2 separate regions of the Homo sapiens genome follow, and region 2 is linked to region 1. The links are chromatin contacts, found by Hi-C or POLR2A ChIA-PET in ENCODE. All regions are on one chromosome and are shown on one strand. Each heading gives the region's core, a stretch centred on a gene start or an enhancer-like site at or near the end of the contact. The rest is flanking DNA. Distances are from core to core; before and after follow the strand shown. Region 1 holds the start of AARS1 (alanyl-tRNA synthetase 1). Region 2 holds the start of PDPR (pyruvate dehydrogenase phosphatase regulatory subunit).

Region 1 (7,410 bases), core at 782-3,281:
CAGGTCTCGCTCTGTCACTTTGGGAGGCTGAAACAGGAGGATTGCTTGAGGCCAGGAATTCAAGACCAGCCTGGGCAACATGGGAACACCTGAGCCTGGGAGGTCAATTTTTTTTTTAATTGGCCAGGTGTGGTGGTGTGCACCTGCAGACCCAGCTACTCGGGAGGCTGAGTCCAAAGGGTCGCTTGAGCACATAAGTTTGAGGCTGCAGTGAGCTATGGTCACACCAAAACATTCCAGCCTAGGTAACAGGGTGAGACCCTGACTCAAACAACAACAAACGTAAAGACACTTTTTCTTTTTTTTGAGACGGTGTTTCGCTCTTGTAGCCCAGGCTGGAGTGCAATGGTGCGCAACCTCGGCTCACCGCAATCTCCACCTCCCGGCTTCAAGCGATTCTCCTGCCTCAGCCTCCTGAGTAGCTGGGAATACAGGCATGTGCCACCACACCTAGCTAATTTTGTATTTTTAGTAGAGACGGGGTTTCTCCATGTTGGTCAGGCTGGTCTCGACCTCCTGACCTCAGGCGATCTGCCCGCCTCGGCCTCCCAAAGTGCTGGGATTACAGGGGTGAGCTACCGCGCCCGGCCAAGACACTTATTTAAGACAGCCTTCCCCTTCTTCTTTTTTTTTTTTTTTTTTTTTTGAGACGGAGTCTCGCTCTGTTGCGCAGGCTGGAGTGCAGTGGCGCGATCTCAGCTCACTGCAAGCTCCGCCTCCCGGGTTCACGCCATTCTCCTGCCTCAGCCTCCCGAGTAGCTGGGACTACTGGGACTACGGGCGCCAGTCACCACGCCCGGCTATTTTTGTATATTTGGTAGAGATGGGGTTTCACCGTGTTAGCCAGGATGGTCTCAATCTCCTGACCTCGTGATCTGCCCACCTCGGCCTCCCCAAGTGCTGGGATTACAGGCGTGAGCCACCGCGCCCGGCCGCCTTCCCCTTCTTGATAAGGCTCCCCCTCTTTTACTGTCTCACAGCCTCAAGTGTTTCCCTTCATAATTTCCATACGCGCTTCATGGATTGTTTAATGTGCGCCTCCCCCATCAGGCTGTCAGTTCCATCCCAGCAGCAACGACTGTTCTGGGCTCTTTTTTTTTTTTTTTTTTTGAAACGGAGTCTCCCTCTGTCACCCAGGCTGGAGTGCAATGGTGTGATCTCAGCTCACTGCAACCTCCGCCTGCCGGGTTCAAGCGATTCTCATGCCTCAGCCTCCGGAGTGGCTGAGAGTACAGGCGCGCGCCGCCACGCTCGGCTAATTTTTGTATTTTTAGTAAAGACGGGGTTTCACCATGTTGGCCAGGCTAGTCTCGAACCCCTGACCTCAGGTGATCCGCCCGCCTCGACCTCCCAAAGCGCTGGGATTACAGGCGTGAGCCTCCGCGCCTGGCCCTGGGCTATTACAGCACATCCTCAGCATCTAGTACAGTGGCTGCTAAATACGTATTTCGTGATCAGGTATACTAATCCTTTAACACCAAGTTCGGAATTAACTCACATGCTTCAAAGCACACCGAGAAATACAAACTGTTTTACAGAACAGCTTAAGATGACGGTCTCGGTGCGCCTGGACCGGCATCAGCTGTTTAGTTAATTTTAAGAAATCAAGGAATGGCTGGCTTACAGCAGGATTGCACCCAGCTGGCCCATCCTTCCTCCCGTGCCCCCACCCGCCCCTAGGGGATTAAAACCAAGGGAGCTAAAACCCCAGGTTGGCAACCGTGAGGTATTGGTGCTCAGCAAATCCACCCGAGGCCGCGACACTCGCAGCGCTCCCGGGGGCGAACGCAAGGCCACACTGTCCAGCTCCCGCTCCAGCCCAGACTGGGCTTCTCCAGGCCACGCGGGGCCTGATCCTGGGGCCCACTGCGGCTGCGGAGCTTTCCCCCCAGTCTGCGGGCCCAGCCGCTCTCCTAGCACCGCAGAGCTCTCCGAGGGCGGCCTACCTCTCCTAGGGTCGCCGTCCCCAGCTCCTCCCTCAGAGTCCCCCGCCAAGGGCCCGCTGCACCTATTCCCGCAGACGCGCAGCTGTACCGGCCTCAGACCACGACCTACCACAACCCGCCACGCTCCGTCCAATCAGAGCGCGCCGACGGAAAGTGCCCCGCCGCGCCTTACCTCATGAGATATTATTGGTCAACCAACATGCCAGTCAAACTGAGGACGAATCCGTTCATTAGTGGATTCCTGGGAAGGCGGCTCTAACTTGGCTGATGCAACTGCGAGAAAAGGTGGGATGGGGTGCGTCACATGATCGAGTTAGACCCCCCCCCGCCCCCCCCGCCCCCCCCCGCCCCCGGCTCCCGGAGGTCGACATTTTGGTTTCCATAGGCAAAGTCCTAACACCACAATTGACATAGTTAAAAAGGGGAGACGGTAACGTGTTTGGTAGAGGTTACATATCTTGCTATAGTTGTTTATTTTAGTTGCTGAGTGATACACAGCCCTCAAAGAGTCTGACATTGTGCCCATGGTTACACTTGTCCGGGGGAGACCTTGAATTTGGTGTGGAAGAAATAACATCAGTAGTTCAGGTACGATTGGATCAGCATCTGGTCCTCGATTTGCCTTTGGAAAAAAAAAAGTTAATATTTATAGGCCTGGGGGAGGAGGGTGAATATATATATATACATATACATATATACATGCCAGGTGCGGTGGCTCACGCCTATAATTGCAACACTTTGGGAGGCCAAGGTGGGAAGATCACCTGAACCCAGGAGTTGGAGACCAGCCTGGTCAACATAACTAGACCCTGTCTCTACGAAAAATTTTTTAAAAGGCCGGGCGCGGTGGCCCACACCTGTAATCCTAGCACTTTGGGAGGCTGAGGCCAACGGATGACGAGGTCAGGAGACCGAGAGCATCCTGGCCAACATGGTGAAACCCCGTCTCTACTAAAAACACAAAATTAGCCGGGCGCGCATCTGTAGTCCCAGCCACTCGGGAGGCTGAGGCAAGGGAATCCCTTGACCTCGGGAGGCGGAAGTTGCGGTGAGCCGAGATGGCGCCACTGCACTCCAGCCTGGCTACGGAGCAAGACTCCGTCTCAAAAAAAAAAATAAAAAATAAAAATTAGCCAGGCATAGTGGCGCATGCTTGTAGTCCCAGCTACTTGGGAGGTTGAAGTGGGAGGATCACTTGAGCCTAGGAAGTTGAGGCTGCAGTGAGCCCTGATCGTGACACTGCATTCCTTGGGCGACAGAGCGAGGCCCTGTCTGAAAAATATGTATGTATTTATACGTGAGGCATTGCATCAAACATTTCACATGCTTATTTCATTTGATTTTTAAACTGTGTATGAGGTCAGCTGGAGTCCCCTTTTTACAAATGAGGAAATTACCTTGCACAAGTTCACACCCAATAGTAAGTTGTGGAGACAGGATCCAAACCTGTGTCTATTTAACTCCAAAGCCCATGCTCTTAACCACTGCACTATTACCTCCATCATCTGATATATCCAAATACACGGGTAATAAATTGTGCTGCTGGTCATAACTCAAGTTACAGACAATACAGAAAAATACTACTTTTTATGCAAAAAGAGCATCCTACACAAAAAGAAGGTCAAGCCCAAAAGCCAGTAAAAACATAAATCATTTGATTTACTTTCCCACTTCATAGCTGCTCACAAATAGTAATCATCAAACCTACCATTTATTGAGCACTTAGTATACAGCAGGCACCAATCTAAGCTTTTAATCCTCACAACCTTATCATGAGTTACTACTACTATCTGCTTTTAACAGAGTAAAATAAGGCAGAGAGAGAGGTTAAGTAACACAGCTGAGGGCAAAACCAGGAGACACAAGTGTTTATTCTGATCCACAGTGCCCTAAATAACATATATTTAGCTTAAACAATCTGGGAAATGAGTCAGACTTCTAAGCCACCACACTTAAAATAGAAAGCCAAAAGGTATGTATGAATTGTACTTTCAGAATAAAATAATACAGGTTGTAATCTCAATAATTTAGTTCTGCTGCCAGAGTTGTTACTAGGATAGTACCTTCATTAATAAAATAATTATAAACAGATTAAAATAATTTTTTGGCCTAGCGTGGTGACTCATGCCTGTAATCCCAGCACTTTTGGGAGGCCTAGGCAGGCAGATCATGAGGTCAGGAGATTGAGACCATCCTGGCTAACACGACGAAACCCCGTCTCTACTAAAAAATACAAAAAAAGTAGCCGGGCGTGGTGGCGGGCGCCTGTAGTCCCAGCTACTCTGGAGGCTGAGGCAGGAGAATGGCGTGAACCCGGGAGGCGGAGCTAGCAGTGAGCCGAGATCAGGCCACTGCACTCCAGCCTGGGCCGCAGAGCGAGACTTTGTCTCAAAATAAATAAATAAATAAATAAGAATTTTTTATTCACCCATTAAGAGAGATTGTAGGCCAGCACAGAGACTCACACCTGTAATCCCAACACTTTGGGAGGCCAAGGCAGGAGGATCAATGGAGCCCAAGTGTTTGAAACCAGCCTAGGCAACATAGTGAGACTCTGTTAAAAAAAAAAAATTCTTTTTAATTAGCTAGGCGTGGTGGCATTCGCCTGTAGTCCCAGCTGCTCAAGAGGCTGAGGAAGGAGAATCACTTGGAGCCCAGAAGCTGAAGGCTTCAGTGAGCTGAGATCTCGCGACTGCACTCCAGCCTGGGCAACAAAGCAAGACCCTTGTCTCTCTCTCTTTTTTTTTCCTTTTTTTGAGGCAGAGTTTCACTCTTGTTGCCCAGGCTGGAGTGCAATGGCATGATCTCGGCTCATGTCAACATCTGCCTCCTGGCTCAGCCTCCCGAGTAGCTGAGATTACAGGCGCCACCACCACGCCCAGTTATTTTTTTTTCTTCTATTTCTAGTAGAGATGAGGGTTTCGCCATGTTGGCCAGGCTGGTCTTGAACTCCCGACCTCAGGTGATTCGCCTGCCTTGGCCTCCCAAAGTGTTGGGATTTCAGGCGTGAGCCATCGCGTCCGGCCCCCTTGTCTCTTAAAACAAAAAAAAGAAAGAAATTGTAATTGAGGCCCAAAAGTCTCATTCTAATATAATTATCTAATGATATTTTTCTGTGATATTTTTCTCTTGTAGATGTCAACTACATGCTAGAAAGAATGCTATCTTAATGCAATGTGCAAATTATGTATTTTAGGAAACTACTGGCAAGTTCTTGATTTACTCTAGGCTAAGCAAATAGGCCTGTAGGTGGGAGTGAGCGATATGCACATGGCTTGCTCTCCAGTAGAACATTTGTTGAACTCCATCTTGGGGCATGAGAAAGATAACCAAAGAACTGAAATAGTACAACAGCTGTGATTGCCCCACTACCCTCCAGCCTGGGCCGCAGAGTGAAACAACAGGCCAGGCACAGTGGCTCATGCCTGTAATCCCAACACTTTGGGAGGCCGAGGCGGGCAGATCACCTGAGGTTGGGAGTTCAAAATCAGCCTGGTCAACCTGGTGAAACCCCATCTCTACTAAAAATACTAAAATTATCTGGGTGTGGTGGCGGCCACCTGTAATCCCAGCTACTCAGAAGGCTGAGGCAGAGGCTGCAGTGACTCAAGATTGTGCCACTGCACTCCAGCCTGGGAGACAAGAGGGAAACTCTGTCTCAAAAAAATTAAATTAAATTAAATTTAAAAAATAATAAAAACAACAAACAGAAACAGGCCGGCGTGATGGCGTATACCTTTAATCACCATACTTTGGGATTCTGAGGTGGGTGGATGGCTTGAGCCCAGGAGTTTGAGACTAGCCTGAGCAACATGACAAAACTCAACCTCTACAAAAAAATACAAAAATTAGCTGGGCATGGTGGCATGCATCTGTAGTCCCAGCTATTCAGGAGGCTGAGGTGGGAGGATAGCTTGAGACAGGGAAGTAAAGGATGCAGTAAGCCATGATCGTGCCACTGCACTCCAGCCTGGGTGGCAGAATGAGACAGTGTCTCAATTGAAAAAAAAAAGAAAGAAATGGAAACAAGTGGAAAAAAAAAAAAACTAACATAGCTTTGGAAGGATGTAGCGCTAGACTCTTAACTCTCCCATGGCATCTTAGCTACTTTTAGCATCTATAAAATGGGTTTACAATGCTGGCTTATTTGGTACTAAGTCAAATGGGGATGGCTGAATTTTTTTTTTTTTTTTTTTTTTTTTGAGACGGAGTCTCGCTCTGTCGCCCAGGCCGGACTGCGGACTGCAGTGGCGCAATCTCGGCTCACTGCAAGCTCCGCTTCCTGGGTTCACGCCATTCTCCTGCCTCAGCCTCCCGAGTAGCTGGGACTACAGGCGCCCGCCACCGTGCCCGGCTAATTTTTTGTATTTTTAGTAGAGACGGGGTTTCACCTTGTTAGCCAGGATGGTCTCGATCTCCTGACCTCATGATCCACCCGCCTCGGCCTCCCAAAGTGCTGGGATTACAGGCGTGAGCCACCGCGCCCGGCCAAGGCTGAATTTTTAAGAACCTCTAAAGGAATATTTCAATTGAGCATATTATAATTTTTTTGTCTAATGTACTTTTCAGACCATAAAACGCTAAAGGAATCACCTAGGATCTTAAAATATTGCTAAATTGAATAGGTCTGGGGTAGGGCCTGAGAGCCTGAATTTTTTTTTTTTTTTTTTTTTTTTTTTGAGACGGAGTCTCACTCTGTCGCCCAGGCTGGAGTGCAGTGGCGCGATCTCTGCACACTGCAAGCTCCGCCTCCCGGGTTCACGCCATTCTCCTGCCTCAGCCTTGCGAGTAGCTGGGACTACAGGCGCCCGCTACCACGCCCAGCTAATTTTTTGTATTTTTAGTAGAGACGGGGTTTCACAGTGTTAGCCAGAATGGCCTCGATCTCCTGACCTCGTGATCCACCCGCCTCGGCCTCCCAAAGTGCTGGGATTACAGGCGTGAGCCACCGTGCCCGGCCGAGAGCCTGCATTTTTAACAGGCTTCAGGCGATATCTATGCTGCTGAGAGATTATACTTGGAATACCAAGGGTCTAGATTAGAGGATGTGCGTCTGCACCTATTTGTTCAGATGCAAAATTTTTAAAAAGTTTGACCCACGGGGGGAGATGCTAATGGCTCATGATTCACCAAATGAGTGACCACTATGTGTTAGTCACTGAGGATCAAGATTAAAGATCTTGCCCTGCCCTCATGGAGTTCCCAGTCTCACCAGGAAGCCAGACATTTAGCAGGAAACAAAGCCCTCTGCGGGAGGCTTGCGCTTGTCTTTGGCCCCCAGAGTTCCTGGGGCGCGTGCCCGAGCGCTGTACCGTCCCCTCAGCTGATTGGCTGACAGGATTTCCAGGCCTCAGCCAATGAGGCTCCGGCTTGGCCAGTGCCAAGAGCAGCGGTTGTTGGAGTGTAACTGCCATGCTCAGCCGCGATGGCTGGGGCTGCCGGGCGCGTCCAAGATCGCGCCCTG
Region 2 (7,410 bases), core at 2,584-5,083, 180 kb before region 1:
GCTACTCGGGAGGCTGAGGCAGGAGAATGGCGTGAACCCAGGAGACGGAGCTTGCAGCGAGCCGAGATGGTGCCACTGCACTCCAGCCTGGGTGACTGAGCGAGACTCCGTCTCAAAAAAAAAAAAAAGAGAGAGAAGTTCCAGGCCGGGTGTAGTGGCTCACGCCTGTAATCCCAACACTCTGGGAGGCCGAGGCGAGCGGATCACAAGGTCAGGAGATCGAGACCATCCTGGCCAACATAGTGAAACCCCATCTCTATTAAAAATACAAAATTTAGCTGGGTGTGGTGGCACACGCCTGTAATCCCAGCTGCTCAGGAGGCAGAGGCAGGAGAATCCCTTGAACCAGGGAGTTGGAGGTTGCAGTGAGCCGAGATCGCACCACAGCAGTCTAGCCTGGCGACACAGTAAGACTCCGTCTCAAAAAAAAAAAAAAAAAAGAAGTTCCTGGCTGGGCGCAGTGGATCAAGAGATCGAGACCATCCTGGCCAACATGGTGAAACCCCGTCTCTACTAAAAATACAAAAATTAGCTGGGCATGGTGGCATGTGCCTGTAGTCCCAGCTGCTCAGGAGGCTGATGCAGGAGAATGGCGTGAACCCGGGAGGCAGAGCTTGCAGTGAGCTGAGATCGCGCCACTGTACTCCAGCCTGGGTGACAAAGCAAGACTCCGTCTCACAAAAAAAAAAAAAAAAAAAAAAAAAAAAAGAGTACTGATTGCTACTCGCAACATTCTTCTCTTCCCATGGTGTGAATGAGAACATCCCTGCTTTCCACACAAACACAGGCTCTCAAGCACACGAGAAGCATGCCAGGTGTCAGGTCCTTTCTGTGAAGTCGGTTGTAGGCAGATGTCCAGTCTACTGATGGGGACAAGAACTTCAGAGGGAGGAGGGAGGCCTTCCCCACAGCCATGCCGGTGCTGCAGGGAGGTAAGATAAACGCCTGCATCTTAGCGACCTCAGATCCAAATTCATTCTTACACTGTGGTAACATAGGTATGTCAAATGTTTGTCTGTACACTGTTTATCCTGTGTGGTAGCAAATACATTTACCAAGTCACTGCAGATGAAGATTTCACAAGAGGACTTGACAAGCGTAATTAAAACGTCTGTTTAGGGCAAGACATGGTGGCTCATGCCTCTAATCCCAGCACATTGGGAGGCCAAGGCAGGTGGATCTCTTGAGGTCAGGAGTTTAATGCCAGCCTCAGCAACATAGTGAAACCCCACCTCTACCAAAAAATACAAAAGTTAGCTGGGGACGGTGGCACGCGCCTGAGGTCTCAGCTATTCGGGAGGCTGAGGTGGGAGAATCGCTAGAGCCCAGGAAGTTAAGACTGCAGTGAGCCGTGATTGCACCACTGTGCTCCAGCCTGGGTGACAGGGTGAGAGCTAATCTCAAAAAATAAAAATAGGCTGGACGCGGTGGCTCACGCCTGTAATTCCAGCACTTTGGGAGGCCTAGGTGGGCAGATCACGAGGTCAGGAGTTTGAGACCAGCCTGGCCAACATAGCGAAACCCTGTCTCTAATAAAAATACAAAAATTAGCCCAGCGTGGTGGCGCACGCCTGTACAGTCCCAGCTACTGGGGAGGCTGAGGTAGGAGAATCCCCTGAACCTGGGAGGCAGAGGTTGCAGTGAACCGAGACCACACCATTGCACTCCAGCCTGGGCAACAGAGTGAGCCTCCATCTAAAAAATAATAATAAAATAAAAACACTCAATCCCCTAGAAAAAATAGTGCATCAGTGGTTATGAGAACCTACTAAGGACAAGACCCATCTTTGACAATGAAAGGGGCCTTAGGACTTACTTCCCTTTTTTTTTTTTTTTTGAGACAGTCTCGCTCTGTCGCCTAGGCTAGAGTGCAGTGACACAATCTTGGCTCACTGCAACCTCCGCCTCCTGGGTTTAAGCAATTCTCCTGTCCCAGCCTCCCAAAGTAGCTGGGATTACAGGCATGTGCCACCACGCCCAGCTAATTTTTGTATTTTTTAGTAGAGATGGGGTTTCACCATATTGATCAGGCTGGTCTCGAACTTCTGACCTCACGTGATCCAACTGCCTTGGCCTCCCAAAGTGCTGGCATTACAGGCATGAGCCACCGCACCCAGCCTGACTTAGCATTTTGGAGTGGAGGCCGATCATGGTGATGGAGAAGGAAATCAGGGACAGATCTACACCATTTGTTTGCTATTTACTGCACGTAAACAGAATGAAATCAACACATTAAGTATTTCACTTGATTTCATCCACCATCTCCTGCAGACAACCAGGTTTCTCCCAAATTCATGTGCCTGGAAATGGCTTGAACCAAATGGTTCATGAGGAAAACCTGTGATATTTTTCATGAAATCGCCACATCTGGGCATCAGGAAAGCCTTCCCCGAGAATGTCTCAAATTGGTCAGCCGTTTTCTCTTTTTTTAGACAGGTAGGTGTCCCCAAGCATTCAATCCTAGCTAAAATATGGAAGTATTTATCTAGCACAGGAGCCTATGGCATAGTTTCAGTCCACTGTCTGGCAGACCTCATCTGGGCTGTCTTTGTGTGATTTGACTGGCCAGTAAATGGGGTATAAACTATGTAGGCTGTGGCCTGGCCTTGTGACAGAGGGGTCCCTGGAACTTGACTGCCACTCCCTAAGAGCAGAAACCGCCTCTTTCTTGTACATTGCTGGATCCCATCATCCTGCACAGTGCCTGGCTACAGGTGGCCAGCAATAAAACACAAGATTGGGGCAGGCACAGTGGCTCACGCCTGTAATCCCAGGACTTTGGGAGGCTGAGATGGAAGGATCACTTGAGGCCAGGAGTTCAGGCCCAGCCTAGGCAACATAGTGAGCCTATCTCTACAAAAAAAAAATTTTTTTTAAATTAATAAAACACAAGATTGGTTTGTGTGGTGAGACAGTATTGAATCCAACAAACGGGAACTGGATAGTGTGGCCCAAGATGCAATGGTGGCTGCAGCATGAGACCCTTATGCATATAATATTCAGTGGAAGAGGTGCCAGGCACTGTTCTGGGTGCTGAGAATAAAGCTATGCATAAGACTAAGGTTCTGTCGACAGAGATCGTGTCACACCAGTGGAAAAGACAGTCATCAAACTTATATCCTTGAGTCAGTGATGAGTTCTAGAAGGAAAGAAAAGGCTGATGTGACAGTGAGGAAGGGATGAGTGGAGACTTCTCTGAGACTTCAGTGATTCCTCTTCCTCTGAGCTGAGCCAAGCTGAGAAGCTGAGAAGAGTAAGATAGGGCCGGGAACTCAGGTCCGTTAGTCCGTCCTCCGAGGTGGGGCGGGCCAGCAGAATGGATTTCCGATCTACTCTGTGAGAGCCTCGCCCAAGAAAGCCCAGAGCCACTTCCAAGATCCGCGCTCCCACGGCGATGAGAAGCGTTTTCCCCCGGGACTGCTTGGCTTAGGACTGGGGACCCACTGGCTTTGGAGTAAGCCCTGGCACGGGCCTCGAGGGAAGAAAGAACTCCCGCGCTCCCCACACTCCACAGGGCCTGCGATCATCTCAGATGTTCCGGTTCCACGTGCAGAAACCCCGCCGGTCCGAGGCCCCGGTTCTAAAACGGCCCTAAGAGTCAAGGCTTCCACAGCTCGCCTCTGAGGGTGGCAAAGAGGCCGCGGGGGCGGTGCCTCGCGAGACCCAAACAAGCCCACGTGGCAGGGGCGGGGCTCCGCGAAGGCGTCACGGCGCGCTCGTGCGCTGCTGAGGTCACGCGCCGGCAGTACCCTTGCCCGGGGGCCGTAAAGCGCGGAAGGTCGCGGTCTCGGCTTCCCCGGAACTTTTTGCTCGCTTCGCCCCGCCCCCTTCCCATCCCCGAACCCCGCTTTCCGGCCCGCGGCGACCCCAGGCAACTGTTGTGGCTGCCGCATTGCTCCCGCCGGGCTGTAGCTGAGCGCGGAGCCCGTGGGGACCGGTGAGGTAAGGAGATAGCTTCGGGGCAACTCTGGCCTCCCCGTCCGCGCGGGCCTAAGCGCCCCGGGACCCCTGGGTTCCCCTCTTTCTCCTTTGGTTTCGCCCGGGGGTGGTCCCCGCTAGCTCACGCTTCCAGTGGGTTCCGCCTGGCCTCTCGCGAAGTCGCGTCCGGGCGCCAGTACTCGTCCCCGTAAGGTTGTCCGCTCGTGCCTTGGCTTGTGTTCTCGGCTACCCCTGGGCGTGCGCACCGCTCCTCCAGGAGCCTGCACTTCAGCCCCGATGCCAGGGCGGCCGGGGTGACCTCGGGCTCCCCCGTCTCGGGCTTGCACACCCCTGCGGCGCAGAGCCAACTCCAGCTTGTCTAGCCCGGTCCTCCATCCCTGCAGATGGAACTGTTTTCCCGCGTTGAGACGTGCGGTCCGCTTGTGCTTTTAGAACTAAAGACTGCTGCAGAGTCCGGAGGAAGAAGTCACCTAGAAAAATCTGGGACAGGGCAGTAAGCTTCCTTCTTAATGTTTGACCTTTGGGGGCCGATGTGTGATACCTCGGATTTGAATCAAGAATCTCCAAGCCCATTTTCCGCATGCATGTAAACGTGATGTACCGGGATGGGGTCTGGTGGTGGAGGAGGAGCCAGCCTGACGGATAAGCTTTTCCAGTGGCAGGGACTTGTGTTAATTTCTTTTTTCTTTTTTTTTCTTTTTTCCGAGACAGAGTTTCACTCTGTCGCCCAGGCGGGAGTGCAGTGGCGCGATCTCGGCTCACTGCAACCTCTGCCTCCTGGGTTCAAGCAATTCTCCTGCCTCAGCCTCCCAAGTAGCTGGGAATACAGGTGTGCGCCACCACGCCCGGCTAATTTTTGTGTTTTTAGTAGAGACGGGGTTTCACTATGTTGGCCAGGCTGGTCTCGAACTCCTGACCTCGTGATTCTCCCGCCTCAGCCTCCCAAAGTGCTGGGATTACAGGCGTGAGCCACTGCGCTCGGCCAACTTGTGTTAATTTCTTAAACTTGCGTGATCACCTGGTGTACTTGTTGAAAAATACAGCTCCCTGGAGTGGCAGGATCAGAATCTGCCGAGGTGGACCGTGGGAATCTGTCATTTTTAAACAAGTGTCCCAGGTGGTTCTTTTGCTGAGGCAAGTGTGGGAAATGTTGTGTGAACCCACGCTCATCCAGTCTTCCTTGTGACCGGCAGTCCACTGTGCGCAACGCTGCAGCCATACAGAGGGACAACTCGAAGTTAGAACTAGCACCTTGGTCTTGTTGGAATAAGCAGATCTGAGTAGAGCCAGCTGCAGTCTTATGGTTGTTTAGCAGAAGTTATTCTTCTTAGCAGAGAATATTATACGGTCATTTTCCAGAACTGTAAAAACTCTATCATTTGTTTTAAACCAGATGATGTGCTTCATTTCTGTCTTTGACGTCTTCAGTTTCTTCTCCCCTGGCTTTACCTCCTTTGTTATCAGTTTGTGCTTTGGTTTTGCTGCCAACCTTATAGGTTTAGGTTTGGCGGCAAAGGCACTAGACTCTGGTGCCTTCTTTTCCTTCGTTGTCTTAAGCCCTTCTTTTCCTCTGCCCTCATGCCCTCACCACTTCACTCTTTTGAAGGTCATAATGAACACAAGGTCAGAGATCCCTTTTTTGGCGCCAAGCACCCTGGGCTTTTTTGAGATGGAGTCTCACTGTGTCACCCAGGCAGTGGCGCGAATCTGCCCACTGCAGCCTCCATCTCCCTGGTTGAAGCAATTTTCCTGTCTCAGCCTCCTGAGTAGCTGGGACTACAGGTGCAAGCCACGACACCTGGCTAATTTTTCTGTTTTTAGTAGAGACGGGGTTTCACCATGCTGATCAGGCTGGTCTCAAACTCCTGACCTCAAATAATCCACCCACCTTGGCCTCCCAAAGTGCTAGGATTACAGGTGTGAGCCCCTGCGCCTGGCCTTTCTTTGTTTTGTTTTGTTTAAGACAGAGTCTCACTGTGTCACCCAGGCAGGAGTGCAGTAGCATAATCTCGGCTCACTGCAACCTCTGTCTCCCAGGCTCAAGCGATCCTCCTACCTCAGGAGTTCAGGACCAGCCTGGGCAACATAGTGAGCCCCTCTCTACAAAAAAAAAAAAAAAATTAAAAAAATTAATAAAACACAAGATTGGCCTGTGTGGTGAGAGAGTATTGAATCCAACAAACGGGAACTGGTTAGTGAGGCCCAAGATGCAATGGTGGCCGCACCATGAGTACCTGGGACCACAGGTGCGTGCCACCACACCCAGCTAATTTTTTGTATCTTTGGTAGAGACGGGGTTTCACCATGTTTGCCAGGCTGGTCTCCAACTTCCGACCTCAAATGATCTACCCGCCTCGGCCTCCCAAAGTGCTGAGATAACAGGCGTGAGACATGGCGCCCGGCCTAAAGTTTTTTTTTTAATTCCACCTTAAAACTCATCTGTTACTGTGTTTGTTCTGCCACCTTTGCAATTCCCTTTCTCTGTTAGGGGAATGTGCTTAATGGTTCAGTCCTCACAGCTGTCCTTTCCTTACCATCTGCTTTTATTTGAAAGGTAGCGTGGAGTCATGATTAAATAGCCGGCCACTAATGCCAAATTGGCAGGGTTCTGCTACTCAACAGTTTGGTAGGACCTTGGGTGAGTCACTTCCACTTATCTGTGCCTGTTTCCTCAAGTGTAGAATAGAAATGCTAGTATCTACCTCATAAGGTTGTGAGGATTAAATTAGTTATATATATAGGCAGTATCTGGTGCATTGTAACTACTTATAAAAATATTAGCTTTAAAAATTATTTGCCGGTCACAGTGGCTCATGCCTGTAATCCCAGCACTTTGGGAGGCCAAGGCAGGCGGATCACGAGGTCGGGAGATTGAGACCATCCTGGCTAACATGGTGAAACCCCGTCTCTCCTAAAAATTAAAAAAAAAAATTAGCCAGGCATGGTGGTGGGTGCCTGTAGTCCCAGCTACTCAGGAGGCTGAGGCAGGAGAATGGCATCAACCCAGGAGGCAGAGCTTGCAGTGAGCTGAGATCGCACCACTGCACTCCAGCCTGGGCGACAGAGCGAGACTCCATCTCAAAAAAAATAAATAAGATGTCAAAGAGGCTGTGACCTGAGGAGATTACCTGTATTTGGGGGAGAGGTGGCAGGAACCATGCCAGGAGGGAACAGCATGCACAGAACCTGGAGCCGAATAGAACACTCACGCCTCACCTGATATGTTTGACGAATTACAGGTTGTTCAGTCTGGTTTGGTCAGAGTGTGAGGAAAGGAGAAATGAGACCACAGATAAGAACCAGAGTGTGAAGGATCTTGCACTTGATATGAAAAGAGTTTTGCCTTTTTCCTGAGGGCATCAGAAAGTCATTAAGGTGGGTGTGGTGGTTCACGCCTATAATCCCAGCACTTTGGGAGGCCAAGGCCAGTGGATCACCTGAGGTCAGGAGTTCAAGACCAGCCTAATCAAC

The links. A loop is a pair of places that touch in the nucleus more often than their neighbours do. ChIA-PET counts read pairs that join two places held with the same protein, here RNA polymerase II (POLR2A). Pooled maps may share reads with other maps.
Region 2: a loop to region 1 is called in a map of naive thymus-derived CD4-positive, alpha-beta T cell, with 9 times the contacts of the local background. The contact joins the promoter of PDPR here to the promoter of AARS1 in region 1. A Hi-C loop is called at or near these places in 1 of 168 maps with a recorded cell type or tissue (naive thymus-derived CD4-positive, alpha-beta T cell) and 12 of 50 pooled maps. POLR2A ChIA-PET finds 5 or more read pairs at or near these places in 2 of 52 experiments (H1 and WTC11).

The regions. Positions count from the first base shown.
Region 1 is chr16:70,287,475-70,294,884 of GRCh38, forward strand. It overlaps AARS1 (alanyl-tRNA synthetase 1), which reads right to left and starts at 2,032. Exons shown (of 21, transcript NM_001605.3): 1 at 1,947-2,032. It also overlaps a transcript of DDX19B not described here. RefSeq lists a silencer at 1,248-1,377.
Region 2 is chr16:70,110,499-70,117,908 of GRCh38, forward strand. PDPR (pyruvate dehydrogenase phosphatase regulatory subunit) reads left to right here and starts at 3,834. Exons shown (of 19, transcript NM_017990.5): 1 at 3,834-3,942; 2 at 4,323-4,432. RefSeq lists enhancers at 3,798-3,847, 4,368-5,310.